Regions from separate parts of the Homo sapiens genome. Here regions 2 and 3 are each linked to region 1. Evidence: chromatin loops called from intact Hi-C (ENCODE). Cell type or tissue: Caco-2. All regions are shown on one strand.

Region 1 (8,000 bases):
AACTGTATCTCTGCATCCATTAATTGTAGCCATTTTACACCTACACAAGATGATCCCCTAAGATACCAAATTATGCTATCTCCTTGTCTTAAAAACGATCACAGGGCCAGGCGCAGTGGCTCACGCCTGTAATCCCAACACTTTGGGAGGCTGAGGCAGGAGGATTACCTGAGGTCAGGAGTTTGAGACCAGCCTGGCCAACATGGTGAAACCCCGTCTCTACTAAAAATACAAAAAATTAGCCAGGCATGGTGACAGGTGCCTGTAATCCCACCTACTTGGGAGGCTGAGGCAGAAGAATCACTTGAACCCAGGAGGCAGAGGTTGCAGTGAGCCGAGATTATGCCATTGCACTCCAGCCTGGGCAATGAGAGTGAAACTCTATCTCAAAACAAACAAAAATGACCACAGCATGAGGCCTCGGGATGATGGAGAGCTGACCCTTTTCTTACCTCGGTGTGCACCGTCTGTCTCTGTGGGTGTCCTCAAAGCTCCCAGGACCGTGCCATGCTAGTAGCAGCTTCAGTCCCTCTGGGCCCAGCTGTAGAGGTGCCCTCAGGTCAGAGTACTGCAGATGGAACTCAGAAAACTTTGCAAAAGCAGGGGGGAAGAGGGGGCGGGCAGCTTCTGGGAGAGAGGGAGTCGGAGCCTGACAAATGGAGATACCTTGTGTGAGATCAGCAAAAGAGGAGACACAGACACTTGACCTGGTTTGGAATTATTGCAAATCTATCAGGCTCTGTGCAAATTGAGACCATAATTCAGATTGTTCATATCATCACCAGCATCCCCATTTCCATTAAGCCCTGCTGTTCATCTCTCCTGGGCCTGGCTCTGTCCAGCAGCTAATTGAAGGGGTCAAGCTAGCACTAAATCAACAATCCAGTCCAGATAGGTCAGCCCCCACCCCAGTCCTTCCAACTCAGAGGCTGTGGTTAACCTTGAACGGAATCTTATCTCCTCCTCAGCCTCAGGAGAAGCTTCAGTGGAAAGATGCTTGTTAACAGGGCATGGTGGAAAGGGTACTGGACTGGAGGCCGGAAGAAGTGGGTTTGAACCCCAACTCTGCATCTCACTAGCTCTGTGACCTTGGGCAAGTTATAGAAACTGCTGAAACCTTGGGTTTCTCGTCTGTAAAATGAGAAAGATAAAGGGCATACCTGCTCTATCTACCTCAAAGGGTGGTATTAGGCAAATGCTGAAACATAGGCCGAGATGCTTTGAGGTTTATAGAACACCATGCAAATGTGGGTGCTTGTGGGTGCTTCCCTACATGGCCTCCAGGGGTTGTGCCCAGTGAATACCTAGCATCTGTCCAGCTTCTGTTCAGGCTGGCCTTGTCTCAGGTTTGAGGCTCTGTCTCCCTGTGGATCATGTCCCCTCAAGTAGGAGACTCAGAGAAAGAGCATCAGGTACCAATAGGGCTGGCAGCAAATCTGCCAGGCTGAGCGCTGGGCCCTCTCCCCCGGCCCTACTCAGATGGAAAGGGAAGCGGAAAAGGACTTTTATTGAGCACCTACTTGACAGGCTCCTCACTGGCCATTCTTCCTGCGCTCATACACTCTCCTTACCAAATACTTTGAGGTAGCTATCATCATCTCCAGCTTTCAGAGGAAGAAAGTCAGTCATAAAGAAATTAACTCACTTGCCCGCGGTCGCCTAGCCAGTGAGTGGTGGGTCTGAATTAGATTCATTCTGTCTGCCTCAAAGCCTACCTCTTCCAACCTCACCTGCTGACTCTCAACAGACCTTTCTGTACTTTGTCCTGGGGCAGTCAGGGCCAGGGACCAAGTAGTCACCCTCAGGGAGCAGGACTCCTTGCCACAGAGGTAGGGGAATGCTAAGCACAGGTGAGGATTTCCGCCTGCTTTGGAGACTGAGGGCAGCAAGGCATCCTGGGGATTGCCCTGTACCTGTAAGCTCAGGTCTTGGTCCTGCCTGGGGTCAGCCCCCCATGCCTACCCTCTCCCACCTCAGCCCCCTATCTGTGGGTGCACCCATCTTGTTCCCCCTGCACACAGCCTAACTGGGCTCTGACCCATCAAGGAGCTAGGTGCAGGGCACTGTGCTCTAGCCCTTGTCCTCTAGCCCCGGGCCACAGGGTGTGTCCCCATCACTCACCGGGGAGCCAGTGCCAGCCTCATGGCCTCCGAGCAACACAAACCACCCACTGTGGCTGGGGCTCCTTTCCCAGTCCAGGATAATCATTTCAATGGAATGTTTTAAAGAGTCCTTTTCTAAATTAAACTAATAAATGGGATAGTAGCCGAGAGGCAAGAAGGGTCTCTGCTTAACATTGAAATAGAAATTAACCAGAAGGGGGAAAAATAATGTCCCCAGAGGTTATCAGGAGGCGATTTGAATCCTGTTCCCCTGTGGATGGAGTCATCTGAAGTCTAGCTGGGTCTGCCTGCTGTGAGGACCTCAGATGCTAAGGGGAAAATGAAGTCAGCTGCCACAGATGCCCCAACTCCCAGCTATGAGAAAAACTCTGGAAGGTGGACTTCATTTTCCATGTTTTATTCAAGATTTTTTTTTCAGATATGTCTCGTGCTCAGACTCTGAGATACCACAAAAGCATCCAAACCCAGCCTGTGACATTCACCCTCGTTCCTACCACCTCCCTTGCTGAGGAAGGTCCTTTGACTCTTCTTCCAGAGGAAAAGAATAAAAAATCAGAACCCAAATGGCTATGGAAAGGGCCCTCTCTACCCTTTCAGCTGGGACGGGTCATGGCCTTGTTCAGTGCCCACTGTGGGGGCTCTGGTTCCAGGACTGACTCAGGGCTACTTCAGCTTCTATCTGGCCATCTGACCGGGGTGGCATTCGAGGGGAAGTGACATAGCCTCCTGCCACTAGCCGGGAAGGGCCATCAGGTGAACAGCTGCCTCTGGTTGTCTGAGACACCTCATTAAGGTGACATTGGTAGCCACCTGCAGAGGCACAATTTGAGGTGTAGCTTACCCTGGTCTCACCTCTGCCCATCCAGGCTGCTGGCTGCTTCCTCTGCTCCTGGGGAGTTGGCCCCAGCCCACCAGGACCTCCTCTCAGCTTAATGTTCTCCTCCAGTTCCCCTTCCATGTGCTGACTGAGTATGGACCTCACCCGCAGCATACAAAGGTTTGCTGGTTGGTAGGCCAGACTATCAGGGCCCCTCACCCTTCTGGCTGCTCAGGTGTGACCCCTGCTGGTGGGAGTTGAGCTGGCCTGGGGGAACTTTTCTGGGACTGGTCGCTGTAGCTTTGAGTCTGTTTCTGGCAGGAGCAGGCTCTGCTGTGTTTGTGTACATTTGTTCAATCAGTGGACACCCGGGATTCCTGAGAAAGCTCCAAAGGCAGCTGTAGCCACAGTAGAGAGATAGCCATCCTGCCCTCTGCTAGGCTGGCCTCACGGGAATCATGTCACATAGGCCCCTCCAGGCCACAATCAGGGCTCCTTTAAGAAAGGCAGACTCTATACATCAAACCACAGCACCCTGTGCTCATCGAATCATGTGATAGGTAGAGAGGAATGCCCAGTCCTAGCCTTCCTATGGGACATTCCTTCTGATTGACACCAAGGCGTAATGACTGGTAGAAATTCAGTGCATTCATTATCTCCATGGGTACGTTTTTTAATGGAGAAGGGCCTGAAGCCAGCAATGATTTGACCTAATTCCAGAGCAAAGAGTTGGTTCCAGTGTCAAGCCTGCAATGGAGTGATGATTCTAGGATAGGGTTGGGCCAGAGCCTTTCTAAGAACACCAGTGGTAGCAGACGACACTACTTACGGAGTGCTTACTGCGTGCCAGGCATGCTCGTTTAAAATGATCTGCTAGTAAGCATCTTGCCGTCGTCCTGCATTTGAATTCTGATCTGTCACCTGGTAGCTGCGGTCTTTGGGCAAGCCTCTTACCCTCTCTGAATCTTAAGTCCTTCTGGAGGTAAAAAGACGTACTTCACAGAGGAATTGAGATGATTACATTTATATGATCCTTGTATGTGCTAATCACAAAGGCACAAGCCTCCTTGTCCAGTGATTAGCACATATTCAACATTCAATAAATGGTAGTAGCTCTTTCATTTCATCCATTTCCTTTTTCTTTTTTTTGTAAAATGAGCATGATTTTGTGAGGCTAAGTGAAAAAAATATAGGGTATTAGTGCTTTGCAAATTGGAAGGGGGATATGCGATGTGTTTATTATTGATGTGATTTCTCACCCTAGGCAGTAACACACTTCTCCCCTCACTGCAACCTCGGCCCCCAGCAGAGCAGCTCTCCTACCTTCTGAGTCTGGCCCCCATCTAGCAGATGAGAGGGAGAACACATCACGCTCAGGAGCCAGACAGGCCATGCAGCGGTACCATCCAATGTTGTTCCCTCCCAGAATCATCCCCAGATTCGCCTTTGACTCCTGTGATGGTATCTCATTGGATAAGCCAAACTGATTAGCCACGTCAGAAAGTTTTTTATTCCCAAAGTTCAGAGAGCACTCTCCACATTGCTTCTCTGTGCCTTTCTTTGTGAGAGGAAAGGAATTAGAGTGGATCGTATCAAGGTGAAGGTAAGTCCCATTCTCTCCCTGCTTCCCTGAGAGCCAGCCTGGACCTGCTCGGAGGAACACTATCTTCTTATAATTGCATTTCCTTTCTGTCCTCTAAAAGCTTTTGTGCACTACTCCTTCACCGATTCATAGTAATACACTATTTGGTCGGCCTTCTTTTCTCATTTCCTTTGCTTTATTTGGTGGCTGTTCTCGTTTTTTTGCAGACTCTACTCAAATACATTTGATATAAAGGAAAAAACTTAGGATTTAGCATCGGGAAACTCAGTTCTGACACTAGCAGGGTGATTTTGGTAAAATCACTTAACTCCTTTGTGCCTCTGTTTCCTTCATTTGGTAAAATGGGATTAATAATCAAATTACATAATAGACATTAAACTGCCTTGTAAACAATAAGTGCCATATAAAACTAGTTACAAGTCTCACAGCCTCTGAGTCCTCTTCCTTCTTGGCCTGGATCTTTTTCTTCCTAGCTACTCAATACAATGAAGACAGAGAAAAGCTAACATTTATTTAGAAACTGAATAACCAAAAAAAAAACAAAACCACTAAGTGCCAGGTGCATTTATATGTAGTATTCATTTAAGAAGTTTTCTCTTTGTTATGGAGATTTAAAAAACTTGCCTCAGTTTAATGTTATTGGTTCAACATTACACAATGATTAATCGGAGGATTTGAATTCCAATCTGTCTTGATTCAAGAAGCGAGGCTTTTCTGCTTGTGGTAGGAGGCTAAATAACGGCCCCTTGCAAATATGTCCATATTTTCATTTCCGGGACCTGTGAATGTTACCTCATATGGCAGAAGGGAATTTGCAGATGTGATTAAATTACAGATCTTGGGATGGGAACTTTATTCTGGATTATTGTGTGGGACAGATGTCACCACAAGTGTCCTTGTAAAAGAGAAGGTGCTATGAAGACAGTAGCAGAGAGAGATGGAGAAAGTGACCACGAGCCAAGAAATGCAAGAAATACAGCTGTGGTAGCTTGAAAAGCAAGGAAATGGATTCTCATCTAGAGTTTCCAGAAGGAACCAGCCTTGCTGACACCTTGCCTTTAGGCCAGTGAAACTGATTTCCAATTTCTCGCTTCCAGAATTAGAATAAATCTATGTTGTTTTAAGCCCCCAAGTTTGTGGTAATTTGTTATTGCAGCTGCAGGAAAAGAATACACCATTCTATCACGCTGTGCCCTTCACCATTTCATATCTCTTTGCCACCTAAAAGGTCCAAATTATAGCCTTTCCCAAGCTCTCCCATGTCCTAGGGTGACAGACTGTTCTTCCCAGTCAAAGCAATTGGCTGGCAAATACTTAACAGATACCTACTAGGAGACCAACCCTGTGTAAGACATTAGTTATCTGTGGTGCAACTCTAAAATGCAGTAGCTCAAAACAGTAAACATTTTATTACCTCCCACAGTTCTGTGGGTCAGGAAGCCAAGTGGTTCCGGTTCAGAGTCTCTCATGGGGCCTCAGTCAAGATGCTAGCTGGGGCTGCACTTATCTGGAGGCTTGCCTGCGGCTGGAGGATCTACTTTCAAGATGGAAAAAAAGGTTTAGGACTTAGCATTTTAAAATGTCTGACATTTCTTTCATTCTATAGTAAGTGATTCACGCAGTTGTTGGCAGACCTCAAGGGCTATTCATTGGCAGGAGGCTTCGGTTCCTCACCATATGGGCCTCTCCATTGGGCTGAGTGTCCTCATGACATGGCGGTTACCTTCTCCCAGAGTAAAAGATCACACAGAGAGAGGGGGGCGGGAAGATAGGAAGCACCATGTTTTTATGACCTACTCTCAGGAGTCATATATGCTGTCACTGCCGCCACATTCTAATTGTTAGAATCAAATCACTAAGTACAGCCCACATTCAAAAGGAGGAGAATTAGGCTCCACTTTTTAAAGAGACAAGGATTTGTGAACATATTTTAAAACCACCACCGGAGTTTATGGTAGAGATGACGGACCTGAATATTCCCACACTAGGAAACAACACAGGCCAGGCTCTAACAACAAGCAGAACTGAACTGTCTCTGGAGTGAGGATGCGGAAAGTGAAGGTGAGGACTCCAGTGGTCAGGGAAGTCCTCTGGGAGCCAGGTGTGGAAGAATGGGTAGGAAGTTAAGAAAAACAGACACCACCTCTAAAACACAATGAGAAGCAAATGGTGACAATGGGGAAGATGTAGTTGAAAAACAATGGGCCAGGCGTGGTGGCTCATGCCTGTAATCCCGGCACTTTGAGAGGCTGAGGCGGGTGGATCATGAGGTCAAGAAATCGAGATCATCCTGGCCAGCATGGTGAAACCCCCTCTCTACTAAAAATACAAAAATTAGCTGGGTGTGGTGGCACGCGCCTATAGTCCCACCTACTCAGGAGGCTGAGGCAGGTGACAGAACAAGACTCTGTCTCAAAGATAAAAAAAAAAGGAAAACAATGAACGTGGGTATCTGATAGACTTGGCTTGAACTTCATCTTTACTACTTCCTTGAACTCATGCTGATATTCATGTTTAAAGGTAACTGTTTAGGAAACTGCCTGTAGTGCATTCTATTGAATTGGTTGGGCCATTCTCAGTTAAATCTTCTCATCCTTATGAAAGAAGCTATTGGGAATTTAAGGTACAGAGATTGGTATAATTTCAGTCAAATTCTGTTTCTGAAGTGAGTAGTCTCGTACACAGTTTACCTGACAGCATGGTAGTGATGGTAACAGCTTTGGTGAAGTTTAATTCCTGTCTCTGTATCTACAAGTTACCCTTCCACCAAAGGGGCATCTCTCTGATTTTTCCATATCTAGTCAGCCCACCTTGAGTAACTTTATTTATTTATTTATTTATTTTATTTATTTTTTTTTTTTTGAGACGGAGTCTCGCTCTGTCACCCAGGCTGGAGTGCAGTGGTGCGATCTCCGCTCACTGCATGCTCCGCCTCCTGGGTTCACGCCATTCTCCTGCCTCAGCCTCCCGAGTAGCTGGGACTACAGGCGCCCGCCACTACGCCCGGCTAATTTTTTGTATTTTTAGTAGAGACGGGGTTTCACCGTTTTAGCCGGGATGGTCTCGATCTCCTGACCTCGTGATCCGCCCGCCTCGGCCTCCCAAAGTGCTGGGATTACAGGCGTGAGCCACCGCGCCCGGCCTATTTTTTTTAAGAAGACAATTTTGCATGGTTTTGAACACAGGGTCCAGATAGTAATCTGCACATTTTATCTTAATAGGCAGACCTTGTTATAAAGCACCTTCTCTAATCCCTCTAATCCTTAATTACCTTCAAGGCTATATTTAACATTTAACTCTACTGCAATCTCTCCATTGTTTCTGCACCAAACTCAGGAACACTGCTGCATGCTCATTTTCTTGACTTTGGACTACAATACCGTCTGAGTTTTCTGCTTTAGAGAAATGAATGAAAATTCAGACCTGGAGATGGTTGGAGCCAGGACATTCAGTGAAG
Region 2 (8,000 bases), 210 kb before region 1:
TGGAGTGCAGTGGTGTGATCTCGACTCATTGCAACCTCCGCTTCCCAGGTTCAAGCAATTCTCCTGCCTCAGCCTCTCAAGTAGCTGGGATTACAGGTGTGCTCCACCACACCTAGCTAATTTTTTTTTTTTTTTGAGATGGAGTCTCATTCTGTCACCCAGGCTGGAGTGCAGTGGCATGATCTCGGCTCCCTGCAACCTCTGCTTCCCAGGTTCAAGTAATTCTCCTGCCTCAGCCTCCCAAGTAGCTGGGACTACAGGCACAAGATGCCATGCCTGGCTAATTTTTTTGTATTTTAGTAGAGACGGGGTTTCACCATGTTGCCCTATTTTTAGTAGAGACAGAGTTTCACTATGTTGGCCAGGCTGGTCTCGAACTCCTGACCTGAAGTGATCCCCCTACCTTGGCCTCCAGTGCTGGGATTATAAGTGTGAGCCACGCCACCTGGTTAATCCTGACATTTATTTGCAAGTTACTTTGGCATGAAATCACAAGCCTTCAATGCATCATGTATTTCAGAGCTTGAAGGAAGTACAAGAAAGTCATACTCACTTTGGTCAGTTGATATCTTATCCCGATTTTATAGATGGGACAACCTTGGCCCAAGGAAGTATATTGACTTACCCAAAGGTCAGCCTGATTCTTCCCTTTTTCAGTTCCTATGATGCGTTTGCTAAGGGTTCCTGTGAAAACTGCTTAAATATCCAGCATTTTGTTTCACAGTCAAATCAGGTAGTGATCAAGTCTCAAGGAAGAGAGAATACATATGGCTTCAAATGCAGGATCACACTGGATTTTACAGCTGACTGGAACTGTCTGTCTTCAGACGCAGCCTCCGTATGACTACATTTCATAACAGAAGATCCTTCTTTTTGATTTTCTCTTGTGTGATCATCTGGAAGCACATGCACCAGAGAGTTGGAACAGCGCCATTAAAAATATTTATGTTGGTGTGGAGTTGTTTGCATCTTAGCCTGTGTGCTACACTAATAGCACAGTGGCAAACATGACATTTTCCCCAAGTAATTATAGAAATCAGCAGACATTTACAGGGAGTTGGCTGTTCATTGACATGGGAAGCACAGCCTCACAGAATGGGAGTTCTGGAATCATGGTAGCATGGCTTTTTAACCCAATTTGTGCTTCTTCCTGGCAATGACCAGAGTTCCTGCAGAGAGCCAGGCACAGACTTCAGGCCTGGGAAGCAGCCCCAGGTGAAAGGTACTCATAATCTCAGCAGGTGAACTGAGAACACTGTGCTTCTCCTGCCACTCTCCCCTCCCTCCTCCTCGCCTGTGCTAAATGGAGTCTCCAGACCTGTGTGTGTGTTGCGGGTAGGGCAGGGGACCTTCACAGATATGACCCTCCACTTCAGGGAGATTTATCACCCGTCACAGCCCTAGACCAGGCCTGCTGCAGCCTCTGAAGGTCCCCACTGCCCAGAGAGGCTGAGGGGGCAATGTCCATGGGGATGCTGGAGGCACAGTGGGGGTGGGGGCAGACAGGTTTAGGCCCAGGGATCCAGACATCTTGGTCCCTCCGTGCCAGTCACTGTTTATGTTCTCCACTGTCATTTAGGGTGGAAACAGTATCTGCTAAGGTACTTCCCAGGGGGATGCTAAAGTTAGATTTCCCTCAGATGCACTTCTAGTCTTTCTTGTTCCTAAAGGAGAAACTGGGTCACACTGGAATCTAGTTAATATTCAGCATGGTGTGGCAGAAACATTCAGAGTCCAGAGCCAAACACCAAACAGGCTCAGGACTGAGCCTGGCTCTCCCTCACCAGCCAATCAATTTCTCTGAGCCTCAGTTTCTTCCTCTGTTAACAGGGAATGATAATGTTTATCATTTAAAAGGAGGTGATACAGGATGTGCTGACCGCAGTTTGCATTGCTCAGTAGCTGCTGTTTTTAGAACTCTACAATGCTAAAATATTTTTAACTTTACAAAGAACCATCCCTTGGCTTCTTATGAAGCCTCAGAGCTATACTGGAAGGGAAGAAGGGTGGGTATGATCCCCCTGTGGCAGAGGAGGAGGGTAAGGCTCAGAGAGGTCTTTACAATTTAATGTGGCAAATATTCTTGATCATCTGCTGGGTTCAGAGCACCAGACCTTCCACACGCAATTCCTGTCCTTGAGAAGTTTGTAAGCTAATGAGCAAGGGTGACACTTGCGGTCAAATACATGCTCACCGAGGGGAGGAACTTTGGCCTTGCTCACTGCTGGATCCTGAGTGGTCCATAAATGTTTGTTGGCTGAATGTATGGCATGATTCTAATGCGAGACACAAGGAAGGGTCATAGCAAATTTACACACTCAGAAGAGGGAAGAGGAATTCCAACTAGGAAACATGGGAGTGCTTCCAGGAAGCAGTCACATTTGGTCTGGGCTTTGAAGTGCTGGCTGGATCTTGACAGGCTGAGATGGGAAGGAAGGATATTTCTAGAAGCAGGAAAACAGGGGTGAAAGCACTGACCTGCCAATGTAGGCTCCATTAAGGAAGCATGAGCGATGTGTCTTGGTTGGAGTTTGGGGTGTGTGATGCCCAAGTTGGGGCCAGTAGTTGGGAGACCTTATGCCCAGGTTGCCCAGAAAAAGTCCCACTTTATGACTCTCGTGGCTCAGTGAACAGCTGTTAATGATTCCTGTTGTCTCTTTTTACTTTCAAAATTGTTCCAGTTTGAAAGATACATCATGTGCTCCCTCTGTCTATAGCGAGAGATGAGGTTATGAGGAAGACTTAGGAAGGGATTAAGGGAAGGAGCCCAAAGAGTCTGGACTTAAACACTTGGCTGGGGTCCCACACTCCAATGTTTACAGTGGCCCTGATGTGGGTGAACAGCTGAAGCTGGTGGGGTGAGCAGCTGCTGCAACCCAGCTCCAGCTGATGGCTCCAGGTAGATATACGGACCCTTGCCAGCTCTCCTGGTACTTGAGAAAAGCCAGAAACCTGAATTTTTATATGCATTTCCTGATATTAAAATTATCATTCAAAAATTTTACAAACACTACGTAGGTCAAACAAAACTTATCTACACACTGCGTCTGGCCTGAGCCCATGGCTCTGTCCCTCTGCTGGGTGGTGGGGAGCTGGGGGAGATTTCTGAGGAGGGGAGTGGCCTGGCGAGAGCTAAATGTCCCCCTCACCCAGGTGTCAAGGTGGCGTCAGGAGGCATGAGGTTAGAGGGAGGAGTGCCATTAGGCGCTCTTTGACACAGTCCAGCTGGGTCACAAGGCAGATCTGAACAAGGGTGGGGCAGTGAGGATGCAGACGGACAACAGATGCCAGGCACAAAAGAGGCCTGTAGGGGGAGAAGCTGGCCCCTGCCTGGGCCTGGAAGGTGTTGGGGGGAAGGGTGCAGTGAAAATGAGGTGGGAGGCCTCCAGTAGGTTTGTGGCTTTCATGCTGTGAAAGTCACAGTCTCCACAGCAGGCCAGAGGGTCCTCGGGCCCCAGGCCTGTGAGGCTTTGCTTCCTCTTAGGGAGGTCCTGCCTGGAATTCAACAGCAACTTTGGTGAGAGAGGAGATCCTGGGAGCTCTGGTGGTGCTAATACCGGAGGCTAGCTCCTCTGGGCAGGGAAGCCAGCTGCCTCTGAGTTGAGCCGGTCACTGAGCTGGCTCAAAGGGTGGAACGACGTGGTTTCAGTCCCGGGGGGTGCGCTGCCTTCACAGGTGGCCTCTGGTGATGTGTGAGGAGCCCATTATAAGCTTGGTTAACTTATCTGGGGGACATATGCCATCTCTGAGCCCTCACCAGCAGCATTTATGGTTCAGAAGATATATATTTTTTCTTTTTTAGAGAGCAGGTATTTCAGATAGCTGCAAACACAGCCATCTCCTCACTGGGCCGCTTCCTGCCACCACAGCATAACTTGCTGATTCTGAGTCAAGCGATAATCCAGGCCATTGAAGTCAGAGGTGGACTTCTTATCCTGGGGCATTGAGCAAGGGATGGGTCAGCAAAGCCAAAGCCAAGTCTGGAAGGAAGCGGTCACAGAGGATCCTTTCTCTACTCCCTGGCCCTGTGTTCACTGTCTCATTGCACCCACCTCATGCCTCGCTCTTGTCCGTCAACTCATCTGCCTGCCTCCCTCACCAGGCCATGAGCTCCTTATGGGGAAGGAGCGCATCCATTGTTTGTCTCAAAACCAGCACAGTGACTACATCAGGGAAGGAGCACAACAAATGCGTGAATTAGCAGCAGCAGCTGCAGCAGCAAACACTGATTTTTATCAAATGCTGGTTACCTGTCCAAGCCCTTTACAAATACTTTACTAAGTCTCATTTTACAACTATTCTGTAATGTAGGTACTATGTTGTGTCCACAAGAGGCTTAGCAAGGTTAGGTATCTTGCCCGTGGGACACAGCTAAAAAATATTGAAGTTGGTCTTTGACCCCCAAATCTGCTGATCCTAGAATTAATGCTCTTACCACCATATAATCATGTGCCATTGATCTGATGTTTATTATTGCTAATTCTCACCATGGCCTTGTGAGGCGGATCTTATATTATCCTCCTATTATAGGTGAGGAAACTGAGACTCCAAGGGGAGAGGAGAGATAGGGCAGCAAACTGGAGAAAACAGACCAAATCAAGTATCAATCAAACTGTGACCTATTACAGGCAAGAAACACATACCTGCTAGACAGTGCTGACTGTGACTCTATGTAGGACACTGAGTCTTCACTCAGTAAAATACTGTTCTGATGGAGAAGAAATAATTTTGTGCCATTGCCATTCTTCTTCTTCCCTCTAACATTGTGTAAGTGCAATGTAGGGATGAGCGCCAGACCGTTTGGGTTTAAATCCTAGCCCCACCATTTAATAGCAGTATGATATGGAACAAACTCCTCAACCTCCCTGTACCTCAATTTCCCTATCTGTAAAATGGGGGTAAGGATGACTCCTATCTTACAAGGTTTTTGTGAGGCTTAAAAATGAAGAAATACCTATGTAACAGGATGTGTAAAAAGTTTCTGCCATGGCACCAAGATACAATAGAGGCTGAAATGCAAAGATGGAGTTATACCCAGACTACAGTAGATGAACAGCAACTAGTTCACTACTTCTTGAACTCCATAATCATAGGAGCATACTAAAGGGCTGAGAGAGATTGAGAAGTATTTTTCTGAGAGAGTTGTGGGTGAGCTGGGGGTCCTTCCCCATCCTCCCCAATTCCCAGGGGGAGTGGTGGAGAGGTGACCACTCGGAGAGCCTGAAGAACCTCCTACCACTGGGAACACGGAGGCCTGGGCATGGCTCATGACTGAGGCAGCAGAGTGGAAGATGGCATCTGGAAGCAGTCACATTCCTCTCCCATAGCAGGTCACACCTGCACCCTCGGCCAGGTATGAGATTTGTAGGCTGAAGGAGGCCAGAAAATGTATCCGGCCAAGAGAGGGCTCCCAACACTAGCATTAAGGCACTGTGGGGTGTCCCTGTTGGGGGCAGTAGCTGGATGTGATGGTTAATTTTATGTGTCACATAATTTTCTGGCCACAGAGTGCCCAGACAGTTGGTTCAACATCATCCTGGGTGTGGCTGTGTGTTTCTGGATGAGATGAACATTTAAATTGCTAAACTGAGTAAAGCAGGTTGCCTTCCCTAATGTGGTCTCATCCAATCAATTGAAGACCTGAATAGAACAGAAAAGCTGAGAAAAGAGGGAATTCCTTTGTCCTGACTGCTTTGAGCTGGGACACTTGTCTTTTTCTGCTTTGGAGCTGCACCGAAACATCAGCTCCCTTTGGTCTTTAGCCTGCTGGCTTTTGGGTTAGAACTACACCATCAGCTCTCCCAGGTCTCCAGCTTGCCAACTGTAGATCTTGGGACTTCTCAGCCTCCATATTTGGGCAATCCAATCCTCTATCTGTCTGTCTGTCTGTCTGTCTGTCTATCTATCTATCTATCTATCTATCTATCTATCTATCTATCTATCTATCTCTATCATCTATCTATCTACCCTCTCTCTTTCTCTCTATCTCTATCATCTATCTATCCATCCATTCATCCATCCACATCCTATTGGTTCTGTTGCTCTAGAGAACCCTGACTAATACACTGAAATTGAGGGGGAGGACAGGAAATGCTAGCAGAAGAGGCGCTGCCCTTATTGAGGAACCCATGAAAGTGCCACATAAGAAACGTGGTTGGTGTTAAAGCCCTGCCAGGTCCTGGGAGTGAGAGCCATCTTAAGTCAGGGCCAGTCTGGGTGTGAGACGGGAGGCGAAGGAGCAGTAAGTGAGATGGGAGGAACAGAGGGAGAAAAGGAGAAGCTGATGACACCTGCTTCCCACGCGGCCACTGGCCCCTTTGGCTGGTGAGGAGTAGAAACTGCCAGGCAGGAAAAAAAAGGTCACATATCAATTCAGGCTCCTGAGAGGCAGAGATTTGTTAGGGGAAATACCTATGAAGGATAAAGGGAAAGGAAGCAAGTTTAGGCATAAAGGCTTTGGTCCATGGTTCAGGAGTGGGAAAGAAGGAGGACTGGGTAGGAAAAGTCTCAGATGCAGTGCAGTGGGGAGTGGGTCTGGGCAAGGCTGGCTAGTCCCCTCTCTGGCCCTGGCCAAGGTTGCCCAACAGAAGAGTTCCTGGCAGGCAGCAATGGCCTGGTTCTAGCACCTTTGCAGCACTCAGCTTTTAGATGGGGGCGTCCCTGGGAACTATAGCCTTGGTGCAAATGTGGGGCAGATCCCAAGTGTGGCTCCTGGGCTGTCAGTCAACTCTGCTCCTCTTGGTGGGTTTTCCTGAAAGAGGTTTGAGTGGCTACCCCCATGGCCACCACAGACCACACCCCCATACCACTTTGTTTGTTCCCCACGGTCACACATGCTTCAAAAAGCCCCCACGCTGCAGAGCTCAGCTGGACACGGGAAGAACATTTCACCTTTTAGTCAAGTCTTTACTTTTGGTTATTGCGTGGAGTTGAACCATTGTAATTGTGGACTTAAGGCTGTTTGTACTTTAAAGTGACTCCAGAAGTTTTATTAAGGGGCCAAAAGAACCATGTGGACTGAGGTTTTATCCAAGAAAGCCCACCCCCACTGAGGAGGCATAAATAAATTGTGAGACTCAGAGTAAAAATACCTTTGTGTCATCACTTCCTGAGTCCTTCTTGTTCAATGCAATGGTTACAGCTATAAAGTGCTTAGAATAGTGCCTGGCCTACAGTAGCCACTCAGTAGCAGAGGTTAGCTTTAGGCAACCTGGAGGTCCTGGAAAGAGGAGAGAGGAGAGACTGGGGACAGGAAAGGAAGGGGGAAAGCAGAAGGAGACGGAGGCAAATGTGTCAGTGTGGATATCCAGCCCTATTTCTAGAAGCTGGGCTCTGGGATGCCCCACTCAAGCATGAGGCCTGGTCTGCTTCCAGCTCTGGGAGGGACCTGGGGCTGAGAGGGAATGGCAGAGGTTCCATCTCTGGAATCAATTGGTTCATGAAGCCACTGTGTTTGGAGGAGGCAGAGCCCAATGTGTCCAGCTGGCTGAAGCCAACTCTCTGAGGAGTGTGTGTACTTCCCTGGAGGAGTGGGTATGTGTTTTAGGTTTCAGAGAATGACCCCCACGCTGGCCCTACACCAGCATCAGCCATCTCCATCGAGCCCTGCCAGTGGCTATGAAAAGATCTGTATAAGTGAAAAGTCCATTCCTGTCTCAAGGTGCCAAAAATATAGGTAGGAGGAAAAGATGTGAATAGAAATTTGATAATAAGGACTTAAAAGCTCAAACTAAAATCTCCAGGTGACAATGAAGAGGACATCAGGATGTTGTAAACTTCACTGCCCTGTGAGTGCTTCAGGCCAGGGTTGCTGTAGGAGTTCAGCGTGGAGGGACCGTTGGACCTGGAGTCGGACAGGTGGAGTTAGGATCGCATTTCTAGCCTCACTTTCTGGTGACCTTGGACAAAATTCCTTAACCACTCTGAGCTTCAGTTTCCTAACCTGTAAAGGGGACATAGAATACAGGATGGGGCTTGAGCTGCATCTTTCACTATGAGGA
Region 3 (8,000 bases), 120 kb before region 1:
ATAAATAGAGCATAAGGGACTTTTAAGATAGTGCTCTATGATACTGCAACACTAGATACATTTGTCAAAACACAGATTATACAACACAAAGAGAGAACCTTAATGTAAACTATGGATTTTAGTTAATAATAATGTCAATATTGGCTCATCAAATGCAAGAAATATACCATATTAATGCAAGATGTTAATAATAGGAGAAACTGGCAGGGATTGGGTGCATATGGGAACTCTCTGAACTTTATGTTCAATTTTTCTGTTAATCTAAAACTGCTGAAAAAATAAAGTCTATTAATTGTTTTTTAAAAAGAAAAAAAAGCCTTGCCCAGTGTCCTGTTGCATTTTGCGATTTTTTTTTCTAGTAGTTTCATAGTTTCAGGTCTTACAGTTAAGGCTTTAATCCCTTATAAGGTAGAGACTGTCCTTCCCCCAATGTAAGTTCTTGGTGCCTTTGTCAAAAATGAGTTGGCTGTAAGTATGTATATTTATTTCTGGACTCTCTATTCTATTCCATTGCTCTATAGTTTTGTTTTTATGCCAGTAGTATAAAACATACTACTGGCATAAAAACAGTAGTTTTTATGGAATTTGGATTACCATACCCTTGTAGTAAAATTTGAAATCAGAGCGGTGATTCCAGCTTTGTGCTTTTTGCTCAAGATTGCTTTAGTTATTACAAATCTTCTGTGGTTCCATACAAATTTTTAAATTGTGTTTTCTATTTCTGTGAAGAATGTCATTAGTATTTTGATAGGGAGTACATTGAATCTGTAGATTGCTTTGGGTAATATGGACATTTTATGTATTATTTCTTCCAATCCATAAGCATGGGATATCCTTCCTTTTTTTGGTGACCTCTTTAATTTGTTTCATCAGTGTTTTATAGTTTTCTTTGTAGAGATCTTCCACTTTTTTGGTTAAATTTATTCCTAGGCATTTTATTTCATTTTTGGTAGCTATTGCAAATGGGATTCCTTTATTGACTTCTATTTTAGATTGATTGCTGTTAGTGTACAGAAACACTACTGATTTTGTATGTTGATTTGTATACTGTGACTTTAATGAATTTGTTTATCCATTCTAATAATTTTCTAGTGGAGTCTTAAGGTTTTACTTAGTCTATTTTATCAGATATAAGTACAGCTACTCTGCTCTTTTTTGGTTTCCATTTGCATGGAATATTTTTTCTATCCTTTCACTTTCAGCCTGTGTGTATCTTTATAGGTGAAGTGAGTTTCTTGTAGGCAGCATATGGTTGGATCTTATTTTTAATCCACTCAGCCACCTCTGTCTTTTAAATAGAGAATTTAGTTCGTTTATATTCGAGTTATTATTGACAGGTAAGAACTTACTACTCCCATTTGTTGCTTATTTTCTAGTTGTTTTGTAATTTCTTCCTTTTTTTCTTTCTTCCTTTCTTTTGTTCTGGCTAGGCGTTTTTCTCTAGTAGTACATTTTAATTTACTGCTTTTTATTGTTAGTGTATCTGTTATAGGTTTTTGCTTAGTGATTACCATGAGCTTACAAAAACATTCTATAGTTATAACAAATACTTAAAACTAATACCAACTTAACTATAATTGCAAAAAAGGAAAACAAACAAACCAAGAAAAAACTCTGCACACATTAGCGCTTTTCTGCCCCTAGATTTTAAAATTTTGGTATCACAATTTGCATTTTTTATATTGCCTAACCCTTAACAAATTGTTGTAATTATCATTCTTAATAGTTTCATCTTTTAGTCTTCTTACTAAAGATATAAGTGGTTTAAACAGCAAAGTACAATATCTGTATAACAATCACATTGGCATCCTTTTCTTTTGGTTTGAAGAAACTCTAACTCTTAACAAATTGTTGTAATTAAAATTTTATTAGTTTCATCTTTTAGTCTTCTTACTAACGATATAAGTGGTTTAAACACCACAAGTACAATAACAATCACATTGATATCCTTTTCTTTTGGTTTGAAGAACTCCATTTATCATTACTTGTAGGACAGATCTGGTAGTGATAAATTCCCTCAACTTTTGTTTATGTGGGAAATTCTTTATCTTTCCTTCATTTTCGCAGGATAATCTTGCTGAATGCAGTATTCTTGGTTGGCATTTTTTTTCCTTCAGTACTCTGAATATATCATCTCACTTCCTCCTGGACTGTAGGATTTCTGCTGAGAAGTTTGCTGCCAGTCATATTAGATCTCCATTACATGTTATTTGCTTCTTTTCTCTTGTTGCTTTCAGGATCCTTTTTTCGTCTGTGGCTTTTGTGAATTTGTTATTCTTCTTTGGGTTGAATCTGATCAGTGACTTTTGGCTTTCATGTATCTTGATATTTATATCTTTCTCCATTCGGAACATTTTATTATATGTTTGAATCAGATTTCTACACCTTTTTTTTTTCTCAGTTCTCTCTTGAATTCCAATAACATGAATATTTACTCTTTAGATGTTGTCCCATAGATCTTGTAAGCTTTGCTCATTCTTTTTCAGTTTTTCCTGTTTTTGTCTTCTGTGTATTTTCAAATAGTCTGTCTTTGAGCTCACTGATTCTTTCTTCTACTTGATCAATTCTGCTTTTGATGATCTCTAGTGCATTTTCCGTTCTATTCGTTGTATTTTTCAGCTGCAGGATTGCTGCTTGACTTTCAAAAATTATTTCAATCTCTCTGTTAAATTGCTTTGATAAGTTTTTGCATTGATTTTCTGTGATTTTTGAAGTTTGTTGAGCTTCCTTAAAACAGTTATTTTGATTCTTTGAGAGATCACACATCTCCATTACTTTACGGTTAGGCACCTTATTTTGTCTGCTTGTTGAGATCATATTTCTCTCAATGTTCTTGATGCTTGTGGAAGTATGACAATGTCTGTGCATTGAGAGATGAGGTATGTACTTCAGTCTTCTCAGTCTGTTTTACCTGTCCTACTTCAGAGAGACTTTCAGAGATTCTAAGCAGACTAATTGTTGTGTTCCTTGAGTCTGTGACCACTGCAGCCATCTCACCAGTAGGGGACCCTCTAAGCCTAGGCTTGCCTTAAGTCTCTCAAGAGCTCCAAGATTGCCACAGATTTCCACCCCAGATGGATCTGGGGAAGATCCAAGGAGGATATGGGGGCTGTGTGGGGATTCTGGCCAAGAACCTCCAGAAGACAGTCTAGAAGACTGTCCCAGTGTCCCAGCTGATCATGCCTCCCAGCAGACCGTTCCATGACTCCCAGCAGCAGTAACTGGGGTTGGAGTGGAGACTTGGTGTCTTTGGGATCTGCTGTGGAGAGAAGGCTGGTGGGCCCATCTTCTTGGCTCATATGGGCATGTGTCACCCAGCAGGTCACTCACAAGTGGGGTAAATTCTTGACTGCAATAGGAGAAGCTGAAGATAGGACTGGGTATCTTGGGATCTGCTCTGGGATGGAGGCTGGTGTGCCTGTCACACTCGCTCAGACAGACCATTTTCTGATATTCTTCATTGGATATTTTAAAGTTGGAATTCATTTGGATAAATGAATACCTATTTATCCAAAGGAAATAATAGTTCAAAACTAAAACTACCTATGATACAAATTAAATAATGACTCTGGTGATCGTGAAAATACAGAGTTAGAGGAGATTTTTATATAAAACCTGTGAAGCTTGTATTTTCTGTATTGTATTTGTTGCTACAATAGTTACTTATTGCCTGAGATTTCTTCTGAGATGCCAGTTATCTTAAGCCTGTGTATCTTTCTGGTGGTTCTCTGGAGAGAGGTTGAGATTGCTTTTTCCTTTTAAATAGTCAGTACTTGAGTGGTATGGAGGAGCTGCACACAGACATGTACACTTTGGAGCCAATTCAAATATTAGAGCCAAAAGTCAAAAGAGAAAAGGTAAACAAACTTTAAAATGTGAGGGCAAGAGTGTAAATCAGACAAATGATTTGGTATGAAGAATATATAGCATGGTGCATCAAATTTAGAGAAGATAAACATAATTAGTAGAACTAGAGGTAAACTGGAAGTGTTGACATGAACTCTCACTGTCTGAAAAAAAGAGATAATTTCTTTACTGCTGTCACTAAACTACCTCATATGATCATGTGAAATAATGAAATATACATCTTTAGTAAACATATTCAGGCCTCTGCTACCATTTTCCAAAAAATGTTCTTTGCAGAAAAGCTGTTATAAGAACTCAAGATGAGCTAAGCTATAACAAGAACTCAAGATGAGCTAAGCTATAACAAGATGAGCTTAAAAAAGTAAATAATGACTGTGATCAATTACAAGTTATGAAAGACCATATGTCCATGGTAATGCTCAAATGAGACAAATAATATGAATTGTTCTGATATGAGTCAATTGATTGATATAAGCTTATAGAAATTATAAATATCCAAGCCATGGTGGTGGAAGTGTGTTCACATCCGGGGTGGGAGTGTGGGCTATGAAGGCATAAATTGGTCTTGATGGTTCTCAGTTCATACCATCGAAATTACCCAGATAAAGGGATACTAAATCAGTGCCAGGAGTTCTCTGGGAGAAATTGCTTTTTTGGATGTTGAAAAGCAGTAGGCAGAGATAATGTTAAGGAACACATGGACAATGCCTCAGATTTTTCCTCCATATGGAACTGTGTCCTCGCTGACAATGAGTTTGGTTTGAGAGGAAGGAAGGTCCTGTACATCTTAAATGTTTCCTTTAGGAGTGTAGATTATAAGTTCTTCCTGAATAGTATACTTAGAAGTTTTCCTTCTGTATTCTATATCTTTTCTATATTTCCAATCTCTTCCTTTCCACTGGTTATTTCTCCTTAGCCTGTAAGCATATTAAAACCTCTACTCTCCTATAAACAAAAAGCAAGCAAACAAAACCAAAACAAACAACAAAAATACCACATGCCAACCAGAAGCAATGTCCACAGATCAAAACTCCTAATCCCCCTCAACTGCACATGTTCATATTTCCTCTCATCTGAACGTTTTGCCTCATAAAATTTGGGTGGTGCCACTTTATCAAAAATTTAATTCTAACTTTGGGGAATGTCATTTTATGAAAATTTTAATTCTAACTTAGAAAAACCTCATAAACTTGTAACAATGTTTTATAAAGACAGTATACTTATTCACGTATTTATCTTTTTTTGCCTTCTTGGTCTCAGACCATCTTTCTAGGGTTATTTTTCTTTTTCTTTTTCTTACTTATAATTGTGGTAAAATACATATAACATAAAATTTACTACCTTAACCATTTTTAAGTATGCAGTCGGCTAAAATTTGTTGTAATGTCCCTTCTTTAACTTCTAGTTTTGAGTCCACTCTCTTTTTTTGGTCGATGTAGCTAAAGTTTTTCCAATTTAAAAAAATCTTTCCAAAGAACCAGCTCTTGATTTCATTGATTTTTTCTATTTTTTTTCTATTTTCTATTTTGTCTATCTGCCCTAATCTTTATTATTTCCTTCCTTCTGCTAACTTTGGATTTAGTTTGCTCTTTTTCTCTTTCCTTAATGTGTAAAGTTAAGTTGTTGATTTGAAGTCTTTTTTCTTTTTTAATATTCACTTTTACAGCTATAATTTTCCCCCTTAGCATTGATTTTGCTGCATCCTACATATTTTCATATGTTGTGTTTTCAGTGTCATTTGCCTCAAGATATTTTCTAATTTTCCTTGTGATTTCTTTTTTGACCCACTGTTGTTTAAGAGTGTGCTATTTAATTTCCACAAGTTTGTGCATTTCCAGTATTCTTTCTGCTACTGATTTTATTCAATTGTGATCAGAAAAGATACTTTGTATGACCTCAATATTTTAAAATTTATTAAAGTTTGTTTTGTGGCCTAACATATGGTCTATCCTGGGAAATAATCCATGTGCTCTTGAGAAAAGTGTGTATTCTGCTATTGGTGGGTGGAGTGTTCTGTATATGTTTGTTAGGCCCACCTGGTCTATGGTGTTGTTCAAGTCCTCTATTTCCTTATTGATCTTCTGTCTTATTGTTCCCTTTCCACTGTTTTAAGAGTGCAATTCACTGGCATTTAGTACATTTCCAATGCCATGCAACTAGCACCACTATCTAGTTCCAGAATGCTTTTTTTCATCCCAAACAGAAACTCTGTGTCTATAAAGCCATCTTTATCATTCTCCCTAGACCTTGGTGACTACTATTCTACCTCTGTCTTTATAAATTTGCCTATTCTATGTATATAATATAAGTGAAATCATACTTCATCTGTCCTTTTGGGTCTGGCTTATTTCACTTAGTATAATATTTTAAAGGTTTACATACACTGTAGCATATATTAGAATTTCACTTTTTTTAAGGTTACAGTATTATTCCATTGTATGAATATACTGCTTTTGTTTATCCATTCATCTCTTGATAGACATTTGGGTTGTTCACATCTTTTGATTATTGTGAATAATGCTGCTATGAACATTGGTGTGCAAGTATCTGTTTGAGTCCTGATTTTAATTCTTTAGGGCATATGCCTGGGAGTGAAATTGCTGGATCATATAATGATTCTATGTCTAACTTTATGAGGAACTACCACACCGTTTTCTATAGTGTCTGCACCATAGTGCTTGCATTCCCACTAATAGTGCATAAATGTTCCAATTTCTTCATATGCTTGCTTGCCGACTCCTGTTATTTTCTGTTTTTGGTTTGTTTGTTTGTTTCTAACAACTATCCTAATGTGTTGAAGTGGTATCTCATTGTGGTTTTGATTTGCATTTCTTTAAAAGGGAGTGATGTTGAGTGTCTTTTCATGTTTAGTCCCCTTTTAAATTGTTGTCATTTGTTTTTCTTTTACATATGTTATGAACATCATAATACATTGTTAATGTTTTTCTTTAAGCAGTCAGTTATCCTTTAAGGGGATTAGGAAATAAAAAGAAAAAAGTTAGATTTACTGTATCTGGCATTCTTTGTTCCTTTGTGTAGATAAAATTTCCGTCTGATGTCATTGTCCTCCTGTCTGAAGATGTACCTCTAACATTTCTTGTGGTGAAAGTCTCTCAGCTTTTTGTTTCTCTGAAAAAGTCTTTATTTGCCTTCATTTTTGATATTGTTGCTGGGTATAAAAATGTAGATTGGCAGTTTTTTTTCTTTTTATGTTTAAATACTATTATTCACTTTTCTTAGGGCTTGGGTGGTTTTAATGAGGAATCTATTTTTTCCATTTTTCCTTCTCTGTATGTAACATCTCCTCCTGCCTCCCTGGCCACTTTTAAGCTTTTCTCCTTATCCTTGGCTCTCAGATGTTTAACTATGCTGTTCATTGGTGTGGTTCTTGGCATATTTATTCTTCTTAGGCTTTTAAAAACTTCTTGAGTGTGTAGATTTATTATTCTCATCAATTGTAGAAATATTTTGGCTATTATTTTCTCAAGTAGTTTTTTTGTGGGGGAGTTCTTTCCCTCTTCTTTCTTTCTCAGACTTAAATTACACAAATTTTAGTCTGCTTGGTATTTTTCCATTGGCTACTTGCTCTGTTATTTTTCCCTTTTGCCTTCCATGCTTCATTTTGGCTGTTTTTCCTATATTATCTAATCTGCTGTTAATCTGATTCAGTGCGTTTTTTATTTCAGCTACTGATTTTTTAAATCACTAGAGGTTAAATTCAGGTCTTCTTTTATGTTTTAGAAAGTGTTGGACTCTTTTTTTTCTGTCATATAGTTAGGTTACTTGGGGGTTCAATTATTTTGAAGCTTAGTTTTAAGTTTTATTAGTTTGAGTTCAGAGTAGTCTTTAGTCTAGAATTAGCTTCACAACAAAGGCTACCTTTGAATTCCCTGTTGTACACTTTTTCTGATGCTCCATGTATTATGAGGCATCATGTTTTTCTCCACTCTGACAGGTGAGAACATGAACTAGTTAAAATTCACTGTGAGCTCCAGAAATTGTTTGGCCAACTGCTTTACACATAGAGTTTCAGACCATGCATGTGCATATCCCTATTCAGCTAAATATTTGAGGACTCCCATGTGTGGATCCCTGGTGCTCTCTTTCTGTGCAGTCGTCCTCTTTCTAGTGTT

The links. A loop is a pair of places that touch in the nucleus more often than their neighbours do. Peaks named below come from ENCODE experiments on the same cell type or tissue, not always from the same donor. Only the 100,000 strongest peaks of a DNase experiment are listed, where the experiment ranks them.
Region 2: a loop joins it to region 1, with 2.3 times the contacts of the local background. A loop is called at or near these places in 2 of 110 quality-filtered maps.
Region 3: it touches region 1 in a loop (14-fold over the local background); 6 of 110 quality-filtered maps call a loop at or near these places.

The regions. Positions count from the first base shown.
Region 1 is chr11:112,552,713-112,560,712 of GRCh38, forward strand. It overlaps LINC02764 (long intergenic non-protein coding RNA 2764), which reads right to left and starts at 3,090. Exons shown (of 4, transcript NR_104155.1): 1 at 2,965-3,090; 2 at 453-649. In Caco-2, a CTCF peak has its summit at 3,170 (motif pointing left); a DNase peak (open chromatin) is centred at 3,189.
Region 2 is chr11:112,342,577-112,350,576 of GRCh38, forward strand. All of the region lies in intron 2 of LINC02762 (long intergenic non-protein coding RNA 2762), which reads left to right. It overlaps LOC107984388 (a long non-coding RNA gene), which reads left to right. Exons shown (of 2, transcript XR_001748386.1): 2 at 725-958. Among named protein-coding and RNA genes, the nearest start is that of LINC02762, 76 kb to the left of the region's middle. In Caco-2, a CTCF peak has its summit at 3,303 (motif pointing right); a DNase peak (open chromatin) is centred at 3,259.
Region 3 is chr11:112,437,712-112,445,711 of GRCh38, forward strand. No RefSeq gene overlaps it. Among named protein-coding and RNA genes, the nearest start is that of LINC02763, 41 kb to the right of the region's middle. In Caco-2, a CTCF peak has its summit at 3,032; no DNase peak of the experiment used is centred here.